Linked DNA regions of Homo sapiens: all the other regions are linked to region 2. Evidence: chromatin contacts called from ENCODE Hi-C or POLR2A ChIA-PET data. All regions are on one chromosome and are shown on one strand. Each heading gives the region's core, a stretch centred on a gene start or an enhancer-like site at or near the end of the contact. The rest is flanking DNA. Distances are from core to core; before and after follow the strand shown. Region 1 holds the start of ANXA4 (annexin A4). Region 2 holds the start of SNRNP27 (small nuclear ribonucleoprotein U4/U6.U5 subunit 27). Region 3 holds the start of LINC01816 (long intergenic non-protein coding RNA 1816).

The links. A loop is a pair of places that touch in the nucleus more often than their neighbours do. ChIA-PET counts read pairs that join two places held with the same protein, here RNA polymerase II (POLR2A). Pooled maps may share reads with other maps.
Region 1: a loop to region 2 is called in a map of PC-9, with 5 times the contacts of the local background. The contact joins the promoter of ANXA4 here to the promoter of SNRNP27 in region 2. A Hi-C loop is called at or near these places in 3 of 168 maps with a recorded cell type or tissue (PC-3, PC-9 and mammary epithelial cell), 2 of 37 single-sample maps with no recorded cell type and 12 of 50 pooled maps. POLR2A ChIA-PET finds 5 or more read pairs at or near these places in 8 of 52 experiments (A549, AG04450, RWPE1 and 4 more).
Region 3: a loop to region 2 is called in a pooled map, with 4 times the contacts of the local background. The contact joins the promoter of LINC01816 here to the promoter of SNRNP27 in region 2. A Hi-C loop is called at or near these places in 5 of 50 pooled maps. POLR2A ChIA-PET finds 5 or more read pairs at or near these places in 10 of 52 experiments (CD4-positive, alpha-beta memory T cell, GM12878, H1 and 7 more).

The regions. Positions count from the first base shown.
Region 1 is chr2:69,739,650-69,743,667 of GRCh38, reverse strand. It overlaps ANXA4 (annexin A4), which reads right to left and starts at 1,534. Exons shown (of 13, transcript NM_001153.5): 1 at 1,493-1,534. RefSeq lists silencers at 1,266-1,505, 1,716-1,895.
Region 2 is chr2:69,891,670-69,895,424 of GRCh38, reverse strand. SNRNP27 (small nuclear ribonucleoprotein U4/U6.U5 subunit 27) reads right to left here and starts at 1,469. Exons shown (of 6, transcript NM_006857.3): 1 at 1,407-1,469; 2 at 211-331. The coding sequence starts at 1,440. RefSeq lists enhancers at 1-908, 1,107-1,166, 909-1,844.
Region 3 is chr2:70,123,082-70,126,992 of GRCh38, reverse strand. It overlaps LINC01816 (long intergenic non-protein coding RNA 1816), which reads left to right and starts at 1,677. Exons shown (of 2, transcript NR_024444.1): 1 at 1,677-1,947; 2 at 2,568-2,957. RefSeq lists a silencer at 1,762-2,056 and enhancers at 2,383-3,188, 3,189-3,911.

The DNA.
Region 1 (4,018 bases), core at 285-2,784, 150 kb after region 2:
AGGATGGCCTTGGCCTGATAGGGCTCTGGAGAGTCAGCAGCTCTTGGGTCATGGGGTTATCCGTTTTCTTATCCCTGTCCACTTCCTCTCCTACTTGCTCTTCCACCTGTGTCTGAGAATTCCCTGGCAACTAAAAACCTAGGGTTTGGCCGCTGGGCACGGTGGCTCATGCCTGTAATCCCAGCACTTTGGGAGGCTAAGGCAGGTGGATCACCTGAGGTCAGGAGTTCAAGACCAGCCTGACCAACATGTTAAAACCCCATCTCTACTAAAAATACAAAAATTAGCCAGGCGTGTTGGCACACGCCTGTAGTCCCAGCTACTCGGGAGGCTGAGGCAGGAGAATCTCTTGAACCCAGAAGGCGGAGGTTGCAGTGAGCAGAGATCATATCACTGCGCTCCAGCCTGGGCAACAGAGCAAGACTCCATCTCAAAAAAAAAAATCTAGGGTTTGGTTATCAATAGAGTTACCAGTTACCTCCTGAATAGCTGAGACTATAGGCACGTGGTGGCATGCACCTGTAGTCTCAGCTACTCAGGAGGTTGAGGTGGGTGAAACACCTGAGCCTGGGAGGCAGAGTGAACTGTATCCAGCCACTGCACTCCAGCCTGGGCTACAGGAGTGAGACCTCGTCTCAAAACAAAACAAAACAAAAAATTAAAGGGCAAACAGTAGGGAGTGGAAGGGGGTGGTGGGGTGTCATGGACTGGTGGGCAGGAGAATGGATAACTTGGAGAGGGACACCTTATCTATCCTTCCCACTGTCAGCAGGAGAGAGCAGATGCCCAGTTCCATGTAAAGCACGAGTTATGCAGGACCCACTCTGCTCTGTCAGCTCAGAAGACTTGCATTGCCCCGGGGGTCACTTCTGCCGGTAAATGGTTGAGAAGCCTTCCTCCTTGGCACCAAAGTCTCCAGCTGGTCAAAGTCATGACAAAATGCTGAGACTGCGCCACCAGCCAACTCAAGTCATGGACCCTATAATAATCAGACTCCGATGTGCCGGGCACTGTGCCGAGGGCATTAGACACACGAGAAGGTAAGAAAGTGGTAAGGATCTAGGAGAAAGGAGTAAGTTTCTTAAATGGAGTAAAGAATTAAAAAGTAAACTGTAAGAGGTGTTAGGAGGAGTTAGCTACAGGCAAGATTATCTCGGTCCTTTCTTTTTGATGCAAAGCCTAGCACATGGACTGAATAAATAACTGCCGTGGTCTCTGACCCGCGTCCTGAGCCGTGTAAGCGGCCCTGGATGTCCTGGATGGTGCCAGCGGTTAAGCACCGCGCTCGCCTCCCTCTCGCCCACCCGGAGCGAGTCCAGGGCCCGCTGGCCCCCTCCACCCTGTGGCCGCCCGGGCTTGCCCGCAAGCCGGCGGCGAGCACCCACTCTGGGGTGCAGCGCGGAGCCGGGCATCCCCGCGAGACGCTCCCGGGCCACGCTCCCCGTTCCCTGAGCCCAGGACCCCCGGCCCGGAGCCCCTTTACCCCTCGTACCGAGGCCGGGCTGCGCTCCTCCTCTGCGGCTGCGGAGGTCACACCCTACTCAGGGCCAGACAGCGGGTCTTATCCGGGACGGATCCGCCCCACTGTGGGGTGGAGACTGAGCCCAAGTTCCTGGTTGTTCCTCTGCCCACGAGACCGGAAAATCCCTCTCTAGGGGAAGCGCACCTGGGGCCCCGGGCCGGGACGGCCGCGCCAGGAGCTCTCGGAGAGGCAGGCCTCGACCCCCGGCGGGTCCGCCCTCCACACGTGCCTGCTCCCCAGGCCCGCCCGGTCCCCCGGCCTCGCCCCCTGCCCGGATTGGACAGTGTCCCCAGTATCGCCAGCCCCGCTCCTGGCCGCGCAGGGTGGGAGCAGTTGGATTCTTGGGGTCCCGTTTCCCGGGCGCTCCACACCCTCGGAGGGCCGAGCCCGGGCCACCTCGCCAGTTCCTCCCTGCGCCTGCCGCGCCCAGCTCCGCGCCAAGCCGGAGTCCCGCGGCAAATCCGCGCTTCCCCCCACCTCGGGAAACCGTTCGTCTCCCAACGGCAGGTCGTGCCGAGCCCGTGGCCGGAAAAGTAGAAAGTGAAATCTGAAGGATACATTTCATTCCCCTCTTTCACATGAAAACACACATTCCCAAAAGTTTCCAGCACTTCCCTCTTCCCTGTGCGCCCAGCAGGCCAGGAAAGCTTTGGAGTAGGAGTTAGGAGCAGCCCCGGATCTTTGTACTCCTGTGAGTGACTAAAGTTTAGACACTGTCCGTAGCTCCCAGGTTCGGCTTGGCGCGGCGCTCATCCCTTGTAATAGTTCTGTGTTTTCATATCTGCTTCCCCTGCTGGACGCAGCCTCTTGAAGACACCAACTAGGGCTAGGTCGTCTTTGCACCCATGCCCAGCACCGATTTCGCCACGTAGTGAATGCTTGCAGAATGAATCCGTTGAGTCTATAGGCAAATTCAGTTTTTTTAAAAAACAGAGAATAGCCCGTTTGGGGAGTGTTTTCCATCCGACACATCAAAATCTAAGTGGTTAATGGCACCCTTAAAGCTGGAGAGGTAACATTAAATTATTTCATTAAGATGTAATTTTAAAAGGTGGTTTAATATGGTTTAGAGCACGGGTTTTAGGATCAGACTGATTTGGATACTAAAACTGGTTCTGCCTCTTTTATCTGCATATGATAACTTAAAAAATTAAGGCTGGGCACAGTGGCTCATGCCTGTAATCCCAGCACTTTGGGAGGCCAGGGCAAGTGGATCACTTTAGCCCAGGAGTTCGAGATAAGCCTGGCCAATGTGGTGAAATCCCATCTCAAAAAAAAAAAAAAAAAAAACATATATATAGCCGGGTGTGGTGGCATGCGCCTGTAGTCCCAGCTATTCAGTCGGATGAGGTGGGATAAACACCCAAGCCCGGGAGGCAGAGGCTCAGTAAGCTGAGATTGCGCCACTGCACGCCAGCCTGGGCGACAGAGTGAGACATTGTCTAAAAAAAAAAAAAAAAAAAAAGAGGAAGAAAGAAAAGAAAAAGAAAGAAAAAAAGAAAAGAAAACAAAAAATAAATAAATAATTAGCCGGGTGCATAGCCACGCCTGTAGTCCCAGCTACTAGCCAGGCTGAAGCAGGAGGATCACTCTAAACCCAGGAGTTCAATGTTGCTGTGAGCTATGACTGCACCACTGCACTCCAGCCTGGGCGACAGGGTGAGACCTTGTCTCAAAACAAAAACAAAAACAAAAACAAAACAAAACAAAAAATTAAAGGTCAAACAGTAGGAAAAAAAATGAAATACAGATAATTCATTTCTTAAGCAAGATTAGAGAGACACTGCATCCCTTACAAGCAACAATTAGGCCAGGTGAGGTGGCTCAGACTGTAATCCCAACACTTTGGGAGGCCCAGGTGGTTGCTTGAGGCTAGGAGTTTGGGAGATTATCCTGGGCTACATGGCGAAAACCTGTCCCTAAAAAAGAAAAAGAAAAAGAAAGAAAAAATTAAGCTACATGAAAAAAATAAAGTTTAGGAATGAAGTAGATGCGTTGGCACCCCGCGTAAATAACCTTTACTAGGTGGGTGCATCCAGCCCCAGGTCACTGCCCCTTCATTGCCCCCATCTGCTGACATCTGCGCTCAGACCAGACTGAGGAAGCCATGGCCAGAGGCTAACTTTTTTAGCTTATAAAAGGCCAGGAATAAATCTGTGGTACCCTTCATATGCCAGAGTTCCCATGGGATCAGACTGAGGATAAACTTCATCAGAAACCATATCTTTGCTCAGTTTCTCCCTCTGGCCTATCCTATTTCCCTCACTTACTCGGAGGCTTCCCTCGAGAATACCCTCACTACAGCACTTGCACAAGAATCCTAGGGTCAGGCTCTGTTTCCAGGAAACCTGATCTAAGAGTATTTAAAAAATTAATATAATTGTTGAAATTCCACTCCAAGGAGCCTTTAAATTAAAGATAGGGCTGGGTGCTGTGGCTCACGCCTGTAACACCAGCACGTTGGAAGGCCGCGGTGGGAGGATGGCTTGAGGTCAG
Region 2 (3,755 bases), core at 220-2,719:
TACTCTTTCAAGACAACTTTGTGATGTAGAGTACTATTAGCACCATTTAACCAAGGTGAATGTTAGCTTTAGAATAAGGTTGGATTAAGTTTCCTCCATTTCAGGAAACCGTAAATCCCCTTATAAGCGATGAAAACAAAGTTAAGAGCTGCGACCAGTTTCTTAGGGACTTTCGGTAAATAAAACTCTTGGCTTATTTTCTGCCCTTACCGGGAGCGTCTTCGGTGCGGGGATCGCGAGCGGCTCCTTCTCCGATCTCTCTCCCGAGACCTGGACCTTTCTCGGCGCCTGCGTTCTCTCTCCCGGGATGTGGACCGGGAACGCCTACGTTCTAATGCAAACGCACACAAATTGCAGAACTGATAATTACCTCAAATATCTAGAGCTGCGCCGTCCAGTAGAAAAATAATGCAAACCATTACTAGTCACATTAAAAAGGTAAAAAGAGGCTGGGAGCGGTGGCTCACGCCTGTAATCCCAGCACTTTGTGAGGCTGGCGGGCGGATCACAAGGTCAGGAGTTCGAGACCAGCCTGGCCAACGCGGCGAAACCCCGTCTCTAATAAAAATACAAAAATTAGCCAGGCGTGGTGGCACGGACGGGTAATCCCAGCTACTCGGAAGGCTGAGGCATGAGAATCGCTTGAACCCAGGAGGTGGAGGTTGCAGTGAGCTGAGATCGGCCACTGCACTCCAGCCTGGGCGGGCGACAGAGCGAGACTCTGTCTCATTAAAAATAAATAAATTGATTTAAAAAAAAAACGAATCAGGGGCAGAACCGAGGGTCTAAGTTAGATCTCCTAATGGAAGTCCAGGGTTCTTTACGTCGCGCTGCCTCATTTATGGGGCTGGTAGCCAGAAAACATTACGAAGTGAGCTCCCAGGACTCAAAATTCTTAATATCGATTTCCCTGTAATGACCTGGGCAGGAATCTAACATTTATTAAGTATTTAAGAACCAGGCAGAATCACATACTGTATGTTATGGGATGTGACATTAATTCTCACATCAGTTTTTAAAAGTTGGCAATACTACCCTCAATGACTCATTCTGGGAATTCGATTCAGAAAGGCTGAGTAGTGACTTGCCCACCGTCGCCCAGAAATTCAGCAAAGGAACTGAGGTCTAATTCTAAACCCACCGGCCACAGTGTAATAAAAGTTATTGTATGAAGGTGACAAAGACTTAATGAAACTAATTCAGAGACAAACAACTGCCTTCAAACCGGAGAGGGCGGGCTGAAGAGGGCAGGGCCCAGGTCTACGTTCCTTTATCCACCCCTCGCTCTCCGCCTGGGAAAAGGGCCCGCCTCTCTGCTACGCGGCTACCAAAAACAAAACAAAATAAAACAAAAGGGACAGGCCTCCAACAGAGCCCCATATCCTCCGAATTGCTACAGGACTCACCCCTCCGTGGAGAGCGGCTGCGACTGCGACCCATTTGGAGTCCCGCTTCCCGGAAACAACTGTGCAACAACTTCCGGGAGGGCCGGGAACCGAGCTTTTACCGCCGACCAGAAAACGTCAAAACGAGTTGCGAGGGTTCCGGTCTTCTTTGTTCACGGTGGGCATTAAAACATGCGATTTGGTGTTATTATAGAAATTCCTGGAAAATTCAGCCGTATACCCATTATCCTAACACAGCTTTCATTTTTCCCCCATTTTTGTCCACATGCACAAAATAGAGCAAACCAATTGTAAACATAGCATAGACAAACAGCTTATGTTCTTCCACTTTTCCACATAACATTCATAAGGAGTGAATATACCAAAGTTCACTGTCCATCTGCTTTATATTTTCTCATGCCAGCATTGAGAAGGCACCCAAAACCTCCTATGGGCTCTTGGAAGGAAAACTAAAGGCCCCAGATTCCATCCTACCCGACAAAGTACTTCCCCAAAGTTGCCTCTGTCCTCAGGGAAAACAACAACAACAACAACAAAAACTTTAGAATGTTCAAAACTACAAAAATTAGGAGAAAGACTGTCTTGCCCCAAGGCTGAACCGTCTGTGGTAGAGCATAAATATGCTTACCAGGAAAGACTCAAACCTCTATTTCTTATTTTATTTTATTTTGTTCCAGGGTACATTTGCAGGATGTGCAGTTTTGTTACATAGGTAAATGTGTGCCATGGTGGTTCGCTACACCTATCAACCCATTAAGCCTTGCATCTATTAAGCTATTCTTCCCAATGCTCTCCCTCTCCCCAGCTCCTCCCCCTACAGGCCCCAGTGTGTGTTGTTCCTCTCCCTGTGCCCATGTGTTCTCATTGTTCAGCTCCTACTTATAAGTGAGAACATGCAATGTTTGGTTTTCTGTTTCTGTGTTAGTTTGCTGAAGATAATGGCTTCTAGTTCCATCCATGTCCCTGCAAAGGACATTATCTCGTTCCTTTTTATGGCTGTGTAGTATTCCATGGTGTATACGTACCACATTTTTTTAATCCAGTCTATCATTGATGGGCATTTGGGTTGATTCTATGTCTTCGCTATTGTGAATAGTACTGCAGTGAACATATGCGTGCAAGTATCTTCGTAATAAAATTATTTATATTCCTTTGGGTATATACCCAGTAATGGGATTGCTGGGTCAAATGGTATTTCTGGTTTTAGGTCTTTGAGGAAACACCACATTGTCTTCCACAATGGTTGAGCTAATTTACATTCCCACCAACAGTGTAAAAGTGTTGAACCTCTGTTTCTAATCAAACCAACTCTTTTCAGTCAGCTCTCTCTAGAATTATCAAGTCTAGTGACCTGGCTTTTAAAATACAAAGAGCTGGGGGATGGAAAGGGACTTTATTAGGTTGGAAAAAATGCCCACCAATCACATAAATTTTTAATTAGATTTATACATTCAGAGTGGCCTGTTTAATACCTGTCCCAACCCAAACTTCCAGGAAAGATCCAGCCATGACATCTAGGATTTCTACCAACAGCCCCAACCCCCAGATGCCTTTGGAATTACCCTGGCAAAGCATGCACTAGGTGTAGAATGGGGAGGTTCAAGGGAGGTGCAGACCCCAGGGAAGAAGATTTAGGGACATCATTGGAGAAACACACCACTAATGATAGCCAGGCGTGGTGACGCATGCTTGTAATCCCAGCTACTTGGGAGGCTGAGGCAGGAGAATTGCTTGAACCTGGGAGGTTGAGGTTGCAGTGAGCTGAGACTGCGCCACTGCACTCCAGCCTGGGCGACAGAGTGGGACTCCGTCTCAAACAAAAAAAAAAAAAAAGAAAGAAGAAGCACACCACTAATGATTGAAGAAATTATCCACAGGAAAGACAGGATTTATGGGAAGCCTAAGGGGGTATGTACTAGATGTGTAAGAGAGGAAGAACATGGTGGCCTCAGGTGGTGGCTGAAAATACTCTTTCTTTCTCTTTCTCTTTCTCCTTCTCCCCTCAGGGCTGGGGTCTCATCTGATGAAAATGCTTTTTAAGAAACCCCTCACCCGGCGCGGTGGCTCACGCCTGTAATCCCAGCACTTTGGGAGGCCGAGGCGGGCGGATCACGAGGTCAGGAGATCGAGACTACAGTGAAACACCGTCTCTACTAAAAATACAAAAAATTAGCCGGAGGTGGTGGCGGGTGCTTGTAGTCCCAGCTACTCGGGAGGCTGAGACAGGAAAATAGTGTGAACCTGGGAGGTGGAGCTTGCAGTGAGCCGAGATCGCGCCACTGCACTCCAGCTGGGCGGTAGAGTGAGACTCCGTCTCAAAAAAAAAAAAAAAAAAAAAAAAAAAAAGAA
Region 3 (3,911 bases), core at 428-2,927, 230 kb before region 2:
AAACTCTGTCTCTACTAAAAATACAAAAATTAGCCGGGCATGATGGCATGCCTGTAATCCCAGCCACCCGGAAGGCTGAGGCAGGAGAATCGCTTGAACCCAGGAGGCTGCAGTGAGCCAAGATCGCACCACTGCACACCAGCCTGGGCAACAGAGCAAGACTCCATCTCAAAAAAAAAAAAAAAAGTGCCTACTGAAAAATTGTTAACATGATTCTGTTTACATTTCTGTTGACAGCATCTTCTATCCACTTTCCTACATAATCATCCTTCACTTGGGTGAAGACAGTCTGTGTGATCACCTGAGTCTTCTCTTCTCTAGTTATATCAAAAGGCTTGCGCCTTTTAAATCTGTTGATAAACTGAAACCTCCTTGCTTCCTGGTTTTCTTACATGAATTGAGATCATCCCAGGACCTCACTGTCTTGAACAAGCTCAGTTCTCTCCACTCTTCCTCACAGATGATTTCTCATAGGACCAAATTTTGTCATCCTTGTTGTCCACATCTCAATATTCTCCAGGTTATGGCTATCTCTATCCCTCTTGCCCTCCAAAATGAGACCACAGGCGGGGCACAGTGGCTCATGCTTGTAATCCCAACACTTTGGGAAGCCAAGGCAGGCAGATTCCTTGAGCCCAGAAGTTGGACACCAGCCTGGGCAATGAAGTGAAACCCCTTCTCTACCAAAAAAAAAAAAGAAAGAAAGAAAAGAAAATAAATTTTTAAAAAAGGGGAGACAATCCTCCAGAGAACCGTTGCAGATGTCCCAGAAAGGTGATGCTCCCAAGTGCACAGGGACAGAAAGTAGAATGGTGGTTGCCAGGAGCTGGGTAGAGGGGAATGAGGGAGTTGTTTCACGGGTACAGAGTTTCAGTTTAGGATGATGGAAGAGTTCTAGAGATGGATGATGGTGGTGAGTGCACAACCACGTGACTATTTAGTGCCACTAAACTGTACACTTAAAAATTGATTAAAATAAGCTTTATGTTGTGTACATATTACCACAAATACAATAAAAGAAATGAAGTTCTCATACGTGCTGCAGCAGGGATGAACCTTGAAAAGATTATGCTAAGTGGCCGGGCATGGTGGCTCACACGCCTGTAATTACAGCACTTTGGGAGGCTGTGGCAGGAGGATCGTTTGAGCTAAGGAGCTGGAGACCAGCGTGGGCAACATGGCGAAACCTGGTCTCTACCAAAAATACAAAAATTAGCTAGGCAGTGGTGGCAGCGCACCTGTAGTCCCAGCTATTTGGGAGGCTGAGGTGGGAGGATCACTTGAAACCCGGAGGTGGAGGTTGCAGTGAGCTGAGCGCCACTGTGCCCCAGCCTGGGCGACAGAACGAGACCGTGTCTCAAAGAAAAAAAAATAAAAAATAAAAAACCTTGTACTAAGCAAAATAAGCCGACACAGAAGGACGAATATTATATGATTCCACTTATACGAAATACCTAGAATAGGTAAATTCATTAGACAATTAGCCAAAGTGTATCAGAGGAGGTTGGGGGGATGCTGAGGGGAGGGGAAAAGAAAAAAGAAAATCAAGGGGTGGGAAGCAAATGGCTGCGGGGTAGAAGGGGAGTGGGCTGCCGCTTGGGTGTGTGGGCGTCAGGGGGAGACGGGACAGGCGATTTAGGCCCTGCGCGCAGGCGCCCCTGCGCTCCCGCCGTACGCAGCTGTCTTTGTCTGGGGCGGCGGCAGCGTGGCAGGAGCGAGGGGCGCCCCGACCCGTCCCCTCTGCCCTCCACTACCCCTGCCGGCTCCAGCCCGTCCGTGTCTCACCGTCTTTATTTAACAAAGAACGGAGAGACTATAAATGACCCTGAGCAGAGTGGCTGCGAGCAGGGCCCCTGGGGCGTCCCACGGGCGTCATCCTAGCCGCGTGAGCGCCGAGCTTGGGCACCGGGGGGGTTGGCGTGCTTGTACACTTGCTCCGTTTTCTCTGTAAGTACTAAGGATTCCCCTGCCGCCCTCTTCCTCATTTTCCACCATCCCAATTTACACAAGCATTAGTATTTTTTTTTTTTTTTTTGAGACGGCGTCTCGCTCTGTCACCCAGGCTGGAGTGCAGTGGCGCGATCTCGGCTCACTGCAAGCTCCGCCTCCCGGGTTCACGCCATTCTCCTGCCTTAGCCTCCCGTGTAGCTGGGACTACAGGCGCCCGTCACTACGCCCGGCTAACTTTTTGTATTTTTAGTAGAGACGGGGTTTCACCGTGGTCTCGATCTCCTGACCTCGTGATCCGTCCGCCTCGGCCTCCCAAAGTGCTGGGATTACAGGCGTCAGCCACGCGCCCGGCCACAAGCATTAGTATTTACTTCCGTAATTTCCCCATGCCCATGTAACATCACACACACACACACACACACACACACACACGTTTGCTTTTGTTTTCCAAGATGGCATCTAGTAGGCGCTTCTCTTTGTTTTGCTTTTCTAGTACACCGTGGAACCCCAAATCCCAGCTGGGATTCACTCTTTTCTAATGGCTGAACATTCATCCGGGGCATGAAGGCAGCTCAGTTCATTTCATCATTCCTTTGTTTCCTCTGTTTTGCCACCAGAAACTGCCGCGATGAATGTCAGTCCCCAGAGCCGGAACCGTTCCCGGTTTTCTCTACTTGGATCTGAGAACTCTGTCCCTCCAGCCCTGCGAGCGCTTTGCCAGGGTGACGGGCGGAAATGTCCCCGCATCCGTGCCTGCTTTCCCAGATGGGACCCTCCAGCAGTCCCCTCCACTGCCCGTGCTTCCTCCTAACCACTTCCCCCCAGCGACCGCGGAAGGCGCTTCCTCCCCCGCAGCGCGAGCCCCAAGCTCCTCCAGAGCCCCAGCTCTCCCCGCCCCCTTCCCGACCTTGTTTCATATGACCCCTCCCCCGCACATACTCAATTTCGTCTTCCCAAGGCGCCCACTCTCCACATCCTGATGAAAAAAAGAGCCGGCTGCTGTCCTATGTTATTGTCATACTTCTTTCCTCCCGTGCACTACACAACTTGAACAACTTTTTTTTTTCTTTTTTTGAGAAAAGGTCTCGAACTGTCGCCCAGGCTGGAGTACAGTGGCACGATGATGGCTCACTGCAGCCTCGCCCTCTCTGGGCACAGGTGATCCTCCTGCCTCAGCTTCCCAAGAAGCTGGTACTACAGGCGCGTGCCACCACTATTGGCTAATTTTAATTTTTTTTTAACCACAGGGTCTCGCTATGTTGCCCAGGCTGGTCTCGAACCCCTAGGCTCAAGGGATCCTCTCACCTCAGCCTCCCAAAGCGTGAGATTACAGGCGTGAGCCACCGCGCCCCGCGGTAAATACTATTCCAAGGAAATGGCACCTGAGTTTGAGGAGATTAATCGGGTTTACTGCAGGGAAGGAGCATTGGCCCTGGTGGCCAGAGGCAAGGGTACGAACCTGACCCTGCCCTTTCCCTGCCTGGTTCTGCCTTCAGCAAATTGTTCCACACATCTCTGGTTTCCTCCCCACATGATCCCAAGGCCCTGCTGGCTCTAGCCTTTGTGAGGCTAGAATTACAATTCCATTCCTCCCCAGCCACGCCCCATCTCTTGCTCCCTGTGCTAGCGCTTTCCCCAATCAGCCACACTTTCCTTTCCCATTCACTGAGCCTGTGGAAAGCCCTCTTATTCTGAATATCTAGATCCTATTCACCTTTGAAGACCCGACTTGGCCACGTTTCTTCCCAAAGCCTACTGCATGCCCTTTGTGGGAGGAACTGCTCTGTCCTTGCAACGCCACTGTGTGTAGTACTTTCTCTGTATCTTACCAGTGGCATCGCCCACTCTGCCTGGGGTGCTGTTCCATACTTGCCCTTCTTCCAGTGCCATCTATGTGTGTGGTAAGACCTCAGCATAGCACTTTGCCCACGGTAAAGGATATGGTTTCGGGAGTCCCAAGA